Regions from separate parts of the Homo sapiens genome. Here regions 2 and 3 are each linked to region 1. Evidence: chromatin contacts called from ENCODE Hi-C or POLR2A ChIA-PET data. All regions are on one chromosome and are shown on one strand. The core of a region is the stretch at or near the end of the contact, and the rest is flanking DNA. Distances in the headings are between cores, read along the strand shown. Region 1 overlaps DDX10 (DEAD-box helicase 10). Region 2 holds the start of DDX10 (DEAD-box helicase 10). Region 3 overlaps DDX10 (DEAD-box helicase 10).

Region 1 (2,701 bases), core at 185-2,684:
GCCAGTAGGAACCCATTGGATTGTAGATTTTATGGAATATGTCTAATAATCATATCATTATAATTAAGACCATAATTATTTGGCATTTTACCATATACTGAACACTTTCTGCATAAGTTCTCATTTTTCCTTATGACAAGAAAGGTAGCTATTAAAATTTCGGAGGAGGAAAGGAAGGCTTTTAAGTGACTTGTCCAAGGTCACAGTGGTGAAGTTAGCAGTTAAACCTATTTGTGATGCTAAGTCACATTTTCTTTCTCTGCTGTCGTGCCTACCATTATTTGTGTGTAGTTTGCTTTCTGTAATTGGGTAATGTCAGTGTAATTGACAGTATTGTAAATAATTTTGGGCTACTCATTGTGTGCGCACACTTGGAGTATAAAATGAATGTTTGCCTTTAGACTTCGGCGTAAATGGAGACGAGAGGTACTGAGTGCCAGGTGCAAGCAAGGCCTTCTGGAATGCTGCCTTGTCACAATCCTTTTCTGTTTGACGAGATCGATGCAGTGAAGGACAACAAGATTTTCTTAGCAGTGGAGAAGTGCCACGAGTGATGAAGCAATAAGACATGTGCAGGAGAGAGCGCAGGTGTAGTGATCAGGCACAAAGGCAGTAAGAGATGGCTGGTTGACCTCCCACCATAGGGAAGAACCTTGTTTTGGCTAATTGTCTTGTTGGGTGTTCAGAAAGTTGACCTCCAGGGAGACAGTGTTAGATAAGAGCATGAACATACAATTAAAATGATTAAATTAAAATTTATTTTTGGAACACTTATTTCCTTAAATGTGAGAATGAAATCTCTAAGCATATGCTTTCTTTTCTTTTTCAGTTTAAACCTTTTTAGAAATGAGACTGGGTAGATTCCATTTTAGCTCAACAAATGTCCTTTTAAAGCTTTCTTAAAAGTAAACATAGGTCAGTTTTAATTAAGATTTGAATGATACCCATAGATTATTCATTGTACCTTAGAGTTGATTCCAGATCCTGTTTACATTGATTTAGTCCTACTTTTTTTTTTTTTTTTAGTAGCTTTTTCTTTTTTTAGTACTGTAAGAACTCACTGTTGGTGTTAAAACACAGATTAGCTAACTTTGAAGCTTATAAGTATACTCTTATAAAAAGATTCCAAGTTCCAAATCAAGATTCTCCTATGTGGGAGCTAGGATGTTTCTGCCTCTTGTCTCTTCACTTTTTCTCTTTCTCTCTTTTTCCCTCCTTTCAGCAGCAGTTACCTAACGGATGCCAGGGACTGTGTTAGGTACTTAGTGACTTTTAGGAACTTGGACTAAGTATTTGTAAAATAAGTACTGGAAAATGATTAACATCTATCAATTTTTTTATAACTTACCATGCACTTTGACTATCATATCTCACTTATTTAAATTCTTACCACAGCCTTGTGTAGTGTTGTTGTCATGTTACAAGTTCAGACACAGGCTTTGACAGGTTCACTTACTTCCTTGCCTAATGTTGCATAGTTAGTGAAGCGCTAGCACTGGAGTCTGTACTTAGGCCCCTCTGACTTGCCTCGGTATGATTGTGCTTGCTTTGATTCCCGTCATTTCTACATTTAGTGGTGGCTTTTAGTGTTCCATTTTCACTTCCCACTTACACTGCCATTCTGCCCCCAGATTCTTATTACCTCATTCTTGGCTCGGGGGGATAAGCTTCATAATTGGTTCTCGTTGTTCTTCTGAGTCATCTTCCTGTGAACCTTGGTCAAATTAGTATTTTTTTTCAAGTGGTTTACCTTCCATGCTACCCTTAAGTTCACCCTTGCAGTTGGGTTTTGTAAGCTAGCCCCTATCCTATTGTCCTGCGAGACCATTCTTCCCAGTTTCCACTTAAACAGTGAAGGATTCCTTCCTGGATTATTTTCTTCCCACTCCAGCATTTCACATCTTTCAAGATGCAGTGCTTATCTTGTCTCTTCTTTGAAGCCATCCCTTACTTCTTCAACCCACTGACCTCTGGATTCCAATGGTCTATTTTGCTAGTATTTTTTTCTTTTTCTTGACATTTCATAATGTAGCCACATGTCTCTTAATTTTTATCTCTTCCATACCTGGTGATTTGTGTTCAGGGGCCTTATGTAATGTTCAGTTGACTTAAACAGAAGGAAGAACTCTAAAGTCAAGACTACTGTACTCCGAATTTTTGCTACCATGAAGTGAAACAATGGTAGCATGATCTCAGATGTTGCCAGCTGAAATAGTTTGGTATATATGCTCATTTGTCTTATAGGTGTCTTTTCTGTTTTTTGGCATCCTGTGCTTAATTCTTTTTTTGTAATCTAAGCTTTGTTCCAATTCAAAAGGAGTTGTTATTGTGTAACATGAAGCTTAGATGCATATATTGAGTTGCTTTATGTATTTTTTTTCCTATTTGAGTTTGGTATGCAGATGACTTCCTGAGGATGTAAATTTTCAGTGGAAAGCTTAAAGCTGGTTTTGGCATGATGTTTATTCTGTAACATGCTGAATCATTATATCAAATATTGAGTCGTTTTCCTTTATCTCCTTCTTTTATACAATATTCAATATTTATAACATCTGCTAACTACTGAATTTTTAAATCTACTTTTGTGGTTGAAGTTTAAACAGCTACTTTTACAGGCCGTATTTATCTTTATTTTAAGGTAGTTACACAGGTAATGAAAGAAATGTGAAATAGGACAGGCTGTTCTTGAAGGTCATGTGAA
Region 2 (2,998 bases), core at 435-2,934, 68 kb before region 1:
AGTCCCTGGCAACCACAAGTCTACTTTCTCTATTATTTTGACAACTCTAAGTTTCTCATATAAATAGAACCATATATAGTATTTGTCCTTTTGTGACTGGCTTATTTCACTTAGCTTAATATTCTTAAAGTTTATCCACGTTGTGGCATGTGTCAGAAATTCCTTCTTTATGAAGGCTGAATAATATTCCATTTTAGGTACATATTATGTTTTGTTTACTCATTCATCAGTTGATAGACACCTGGGTTGCTTCCACATTTTAGCTATAGTGCTGTGGTGAACACGGTATGCAAATATCTGAGACCCTGCTTTCGATTATTTTGGCTATGCATACCCAGAAGTGAAATTGCTGGCTCACGTGGAGTTCTATTTTTAATTTTTTGAGGATGTATATACACTTTCATGTAATCACTCCTTATTGAGCTTTACTGTCTACCACATCTAGTGTTCCTGAGTGTGGAAATTCTCTTGTTCACCTCCTGTCCTCACTCCCTTCCAATAAGCCATGTCTTGTTTGGAGGATGGGCATAGAGTTGAGAGTAGTGATCTGGATATGTGGGGTTGGAAAGGAAATTTGAGAGCCCAAAATTCTGCCTGTGAACTTTGAACTCAATTTTCCAATCTCCTTTGCTACAGCTAAGCTCTCCCACCCACATCCGGTGTTTTCCTGGAGGCTGTAGGTAAATGTGTCAAAAAATTCAATTCATTGAAAGCCAGTTCACTTAAATGTCCAACTTGCAATAACTTTTCTATTACCTCCTTTTTTTTTTTTTTTTGACGGAGTTTCACTCTTTCACCCAGGCTGTGGTGAAGTGGGGCGATCTTGGCTCACTATAACCTCCGCCCCCGGGGTTCAAGCGATTCTCCTGCCTCAGCCTCCCAAGTAGCTAGGATTATAGGTGTGCACCACCACGCCTGGCTAATTTTTGTATTTTTAGCAGAGACAGGGCATCACCATATTGGCCAGGCTGGTCTCGACCTCCTGACCTCAGGTGATCCACCCACCTCGACCTCCCAAATTGCTGGAATTACAGGCGTGAGCCACCGTGCCCGGCCTCTATTACCTACCTCCTTACGTTTAGTTATCATTTTGTCTCCATAAAAGCATTTTAAGGCAAATTCAATTTGATTCCGTTCCAGTTTCCTTGCTGTTGCAGCTAGAGTCTGAGGGGCCCAGAGGAAAAGGAAAACCCAGAGGGGCATAAGAAGAATATAGAATATTCATTTTTATTCCTGAGGAAGTACAACCACCATGGATGGAAATCAGAAGTCACTAACTAGCTGTTTACTTCTGGGCAAATCTTTTGGCTCGTTGGCCCGAAAAGTGCAAAACGAGGGTCACAATTTTCATTCACAGATTGTATGTGTTTACACACATACTCACGAACGCTTAGCAAAGTTGAACCTGGAGCAAATGTGTTAATAGCCCTTAAAGGGTCAGTGTATGACGTCACCATAGTAACAACAACAGTGCGCATGCGTTTTTTTTTAAAGAGCCGGCGTGCTCCCGGCTCGGCTCAGCTCGCCCCCTTCCGTGGAGTGCTGCGCCCCCGTTTCCCCAGGCTGCCCCTCCCAGCAGGAGCCAATTCGCCAATCACAGCCCTCCTTTTCCTGACGTCATTGGCGCGTGCCCCGGTTTCAAAAGCTCGGGGGCGGGCTTCTGAGTTCGCGCATGCGCCTCTGTGCGTTTGTCCCATGCTGGTTCCGTGAGTCTGGCCTTAGGTGTCTCGTGTCTGGGGTTGATCCGAGCTGTCGCCGCCGCCGCCGCAATGGGCAAAACGGCCAACTCTCCGGGTTCGGGAGCCCGACCCGACCCGGTGCGGAGCTTCAATCGCTGGAAGAAAAAACACAGCCATAGGCAGAACAAAAAGAAGCAGTTGAGGAAGCAACTGAAGAAACCCGAATGGCAGGTCGAGCGCGAGAGTATCAGCCGCCTCATGCAGAACTATGAAAAGGTGAGGCCGGCGCTGGGGAGGGGGCTCGGGCCGGCCAGCAGCGGGGCAGCGTCTCACTGCGGCGAGGAGTTGCAGAGTGGAGGCGGCGGATCTGTCACCGGGACCCGGCCGGGAATGAGAGGTCACGCCGGGTGCCACAGCTCAAACCTCTGCACCGTTCTGGCCACTCTTCTGCTTGCCACACTGTTCCTAAAAAAATAATAGAAATGCGGCCGTACCTAAGGGTAGGGAGACTAATGCTGTAATAGCTACAGTCATATTCATATTAATAATACTGATGACAATAGTGGTAATAATGACACCTACATTTTTAAGCACTCACCATGTGCTTACAGTAATTGTTTGACTTGATCTGAGGTATGGATATTAATAATCCTATTTAACAGATGAGATAATTGAGGTTCTAAGAGGAATGAAACTTGTCCGAATCTTTCACGCTTAGTAGGTGGTGTGGAATTGGAAGCTAGATCCATGTCTTTCTAATCCCAAAGCCTTTGCTTTTAACCATGAAGCCAGACTGCATCCCTCAACATCATCTATGCTCCTTCCTGTGGCCACCTCATTTTCTCCACAGGCTTCATGTCCCCATCCAAGAATTGGCCTAGAAAAGCTGGACCGCTGGTCTGTTTCTGTCACCTATCATCCCCACATTGTAGCTGGTGTTCCCAGATGAGTATACCTGTAATGATCACTTTGACCTCCTGACTTCTTCCCCCAACCTCCAGACTCCACAGGTCTGTCAATTCCTCTTTTCCCTTTCCCTAAATCCCATGTTTGTTGGTCTTCACCCACATCTTTCAGCTTCTCAGCCCCCTTCTAGTGCAGTACAATCAGGGATTTAACAGATGGAACATTCTTGTAACTAAGGTTGCCATTGTAACAAATTACCACAAACTTGGCGGCTTAAAACAACAGAGATCTTGAGGTCAGGAGTTCGAGACCAGCCTGACCAACATGGTGAAACCCCGCCTCTACTAAAAATACAAAAAAATTAGCTGGGCCTAGTGGTGGGTGCCTGTAATCCCAGCTACTCGGGAGGCTGA
Region 3 (2,884 bases), core at 152-2,651, 120 kb after region 1:
AGAGCAAGTCAGAGATGATAACTCATGCTATAGTTCTGAAGTGGGAAGCAATTATTTAATACTGAATATAAGCAGAAAAGACTGCTTATATTAAATATAAGCAGTATTAAATATCACTCTGTCTTCAAAGGTGCCCAAAAACGAGAGCTCCAGTGTGTGCAGCCTGACTGCTAAATAAGGTGGAGGCTTCTGCATATGCTTTAACGTGCAGGCGTGAAACACCATGGCAGAACCACCACTAGATCTCAGAGGCTGTAGTGGGAAAGATTTAAATTTAACAAGAAAATCTTAAATCTAATAAAAGCATTTGATATTTATGAATATTGCATGTTCAGCATAAAATAAGCCCATTTTATTTCACTAAGAAGCTCTCATTTCTGCATATATAAATGTAAAATGAAAGATATAATCTAGAGCCAAAGAAAGCCCTGTTACTGTATTTCCTTTGTGTTTATTCATGCATATTTGTATATATATTACTAAATATGGTTTATTTTTTATACTTATTGATGGTGTATGCTCGATTTTTTTTTTTCATAATGGTTTAAGCTGTAAGAAGTTGCTATCACCCTTGAGCTATCCTCCTGGAAACCTCTTCTTTTATTCCCCCATAAATTGGTGTGTATATTTGGTTTTAATACTGTGTCTGCTGGGGAAATGAAAAAATGATAAAGTTGTCACAATCAGGCATTTTCACTGGGGGTTGATCTCTGAAGTGAACTCCTTATGCCAAACTCTTCCTTCCATTTCCCACTCCCCTTCTGTGTTTGTCCTGTGTGTTTGTTTCCTGACATCTAAAAAAGGAGGAAGATTTTTCTTGTCAAGGGAAGGTCTCATTTCTATGTAACCACTAAGCATCGGACTAAGAACAGAAAGAAGAGCTGACATGGCTTTGCAGCTCAGCCAGGAGCTTTAAATAGACAGAGGCTGTGTTTTATTATTGCTCTGAATAGTTTAGCTACCTCCATTTCACAGCCCTTTTCTGAGTGCTCAGAGATGGTAGCCCTTTTGTAAGAGTGATATTACCAGAGGGATCAGTGGCTGGTCTGCAGCCAGGACTCAAACATTCCTCAAGACACTGAGGACTGCCTGCAGTGACAGGTTCAGGCTGACTGACAGAGCCCAAGGAATGAGCTCAAACCAACCTTTTGCACCCAACTTCCTTTCAAATGAAAGTGACAGGGGTTGAAGGCTCTCATGGCTTTTGAGGTACCTTTTGGAAGCAGACCCAGAAGAGATTATTTGGAAACACTTGGTAAAGGGGTGATGGCACAAATTTCTGTGATATGTAAGGAGAAATATTATGTAAATTATCAGGTTTCTCTCAGTGCATGTGCTTTAAATGACAGATGTGACTTAGTTTTTGAGTAAACTTTGTCTTCTCGTTGATCCTCTTATGTAAACCTAATCATTGTGTTACTTAGGATATTGCCTTCTGAATCACTTTAGTCAGATTCCAGGTAGAGCTTCCCTTTGATCCCTGAACCTACAAGCTATCCAGAAGATATTTTAATGGTCAAAGAAGGTGGTACTTGCAGACTTAATTTACCAGGAAATGTAGTCATAGCTGTTTATAGCTATTTTAAGCAATCACTGCATAGAAACTGAAAGTGTAAGAAAGGGAGGACTCACGTAGCTGTCTTTCTACCTTGTTTTGTGTTTCATGCAGCAAACATCATTTTATTATACAAGGAAGGATATAAAGGACACAGTATTTTTTTTTTAATTTTGGGGAAAGTGCTTGAATGAAGTTTCATGGAATTATCTTTATTTCCCAGAAAAGAGAAAACTTAATGATAATGTGAATTTTCAATTTTAGAAATGAATCTTCTCTGGCATATTGAAAGTACTTCTAAGAAAAATTGCTTTAAAGTGTGAGTAGGATAAACTAAAGTTGGAATGGACCTCTCAGGAATCTGATATGACTTTTTGTTAAAAGATAGATCTAAGTTCTGCCTAGTTATATTATGTGCAGAATTGGGAATGGAAGATAAATACGAAGCTGAAACTGTTACGAAGGTTTGCTGGGTACCTAATAGTGGTTTGGGAAATATAGGTCTTTTGGGTATCAAAACTTTCTTTAGCAGAGAAGTACTTGAATTGCACAATAGAATTGTTTTTACTTTAGCTAACAAGATGTCGTATATTCTTATGACCTACAGATTTTAAACTAAGATCTAGAAAAATACTTGTAGCAATGATCAATAGACCACATTGCTTTTTGAGTTCAGGTAGGTTACATAATCCTGGAATACAGCTTTACCTCATTATCTAGCTAAATTTCCTTTTGCTTTGAGGGTCACAAGTGCTAGTAGGAATCCCTGGTCGCTGGAATGATTTTGTATAAATGTAAGGAAAAGGAACAACAGTGCTGAAACTTGAGGAAATAGATCCTCAGCAATATCTCACTACTGTGCTGCTTTTGAAAAGAAAGTGTGATTTTTATTTATTTATTTATTTTTTAAGATGGAGTCTCGCTCTGTCACCGAGGCTGGAGTGCAGTGACGCGATCTTGGCCCACTGCAACCTCCGCCTCCCAGGTTCAAGCGATTCTCCTGCCTCAGCCTCCCGAGTAGCTGGGACTACACGCATGTGCCACCACGCCCAGCTAATTTTTTGTATTTTTAGTAGAGACAGAGTTTCACTGCATTAGCCAGGATGGTCTTGATCTCCTGACCCCGTGATCCACCCTCCTCGGCCTCCCAAAGTGCTGGGATTATGGATGTGAGCCACTGCAACTGGCCAAAAGTATGATTTATTAAACAAAAGTCTGAGGCTGATGAAATTGAACACTGACTATGAAGGAACAAAGAGTAGGAAAGAGCTCAAACACTTAAAATAGTTAAAAGTTGCTTTGACTATATTAAAAATGATGATTATAGTT

Evidence for each region. A loop is a pair of places that touch in the nucleus more often than their neighbours do. ChIA-PET counts read pairs that join two places held with the same protein, here RNA polymerase II (POLR2A). Pooled maps may share reads with other maps.
Region 2: a loop to region 1 is called in a map with no recorded cell type, with 9 times the contacts of the local background. The contact joins the promoter of DDX10 here to the enhancer-like site in region 1. A Hi-C loop is called at or near these places in 1 of 168 maps with a recorded cell type or tissue (GM12878), 16 of 37 single-sample maps with no recorded cell type and 12 of 50 pooled maps. POLR2A ChIA-PET finds 5 or more read pairs at or near these places in 7 of 52 experiments (AG04450, GM12878, OCI-LY7 and 4 more).
Region 3: a loop to region 1 is called in a pooled map, with 5 times the contacts of the local background. The contact joins two enhancer-like sites. A Hi-C loop is called at or near these places in 10 of 37 single-sample maps with no recorded cell type and 13 of 50 pooled maps. POLR2A ChIA-PET finds 5 or more read pairs at or near these places in 6 of 52 experiments (AG04450, OCI-LY7, Panc1 and 3 more).

The regions. Positions count from the first base shown.
Region 1 is chr11:108,732,102-108,734,802 of GRCh38, forward strand. All of the region lies in intron 13 of DDX10 (DEAD-box helicase 10), which reads left to right. All of the region lies in intron 2 of LOC124902750 (a long non-coding RNA gene), which reads right to left. Among named protein-coding and RNA genes, the nearest start is that of DDX10, 68 kb to the left of the region's middle. RefSeq lists an enhancer at 1,671-1,790. Within about 2 kb of position 1,435, at least 7 of the 41 ENCODE cell types and tissues checked have a DNase peak (open chromatin) inside an H3K27ac peak, as active enhancers do; they include GM12878 and endothelial cell of umbilical vein, where a contact is called at or near this core.
Region 2 is chr11:108,663,385-108,666,382 of GRCh38, forward strand. It overlaps DDX10 (DEAD-box helicase 10), which reads left to right and starts at 1,685. Exons shown (of 18, transcript NM_004398.4): 1 at 1,685-1,955. The coding sequence starts at 1,770.
Region 3 is chr11:108,853,015-108,855,898 of GRCh38, forward strand. The region is part of intron 16 of DDX10 (DEAD-box helicase 10); the gene reads left to right. Among named protein-coding and RNA genes, the nearest start is that of DDX10, 190 kb to the left of the region's middle. Within about 2 kb of position 1,402, at least 6 of the 41 ENCODE cell types and tissues checked have a DNase peak (open chromatin) inside an H3K27ac peak, as active enhancers do.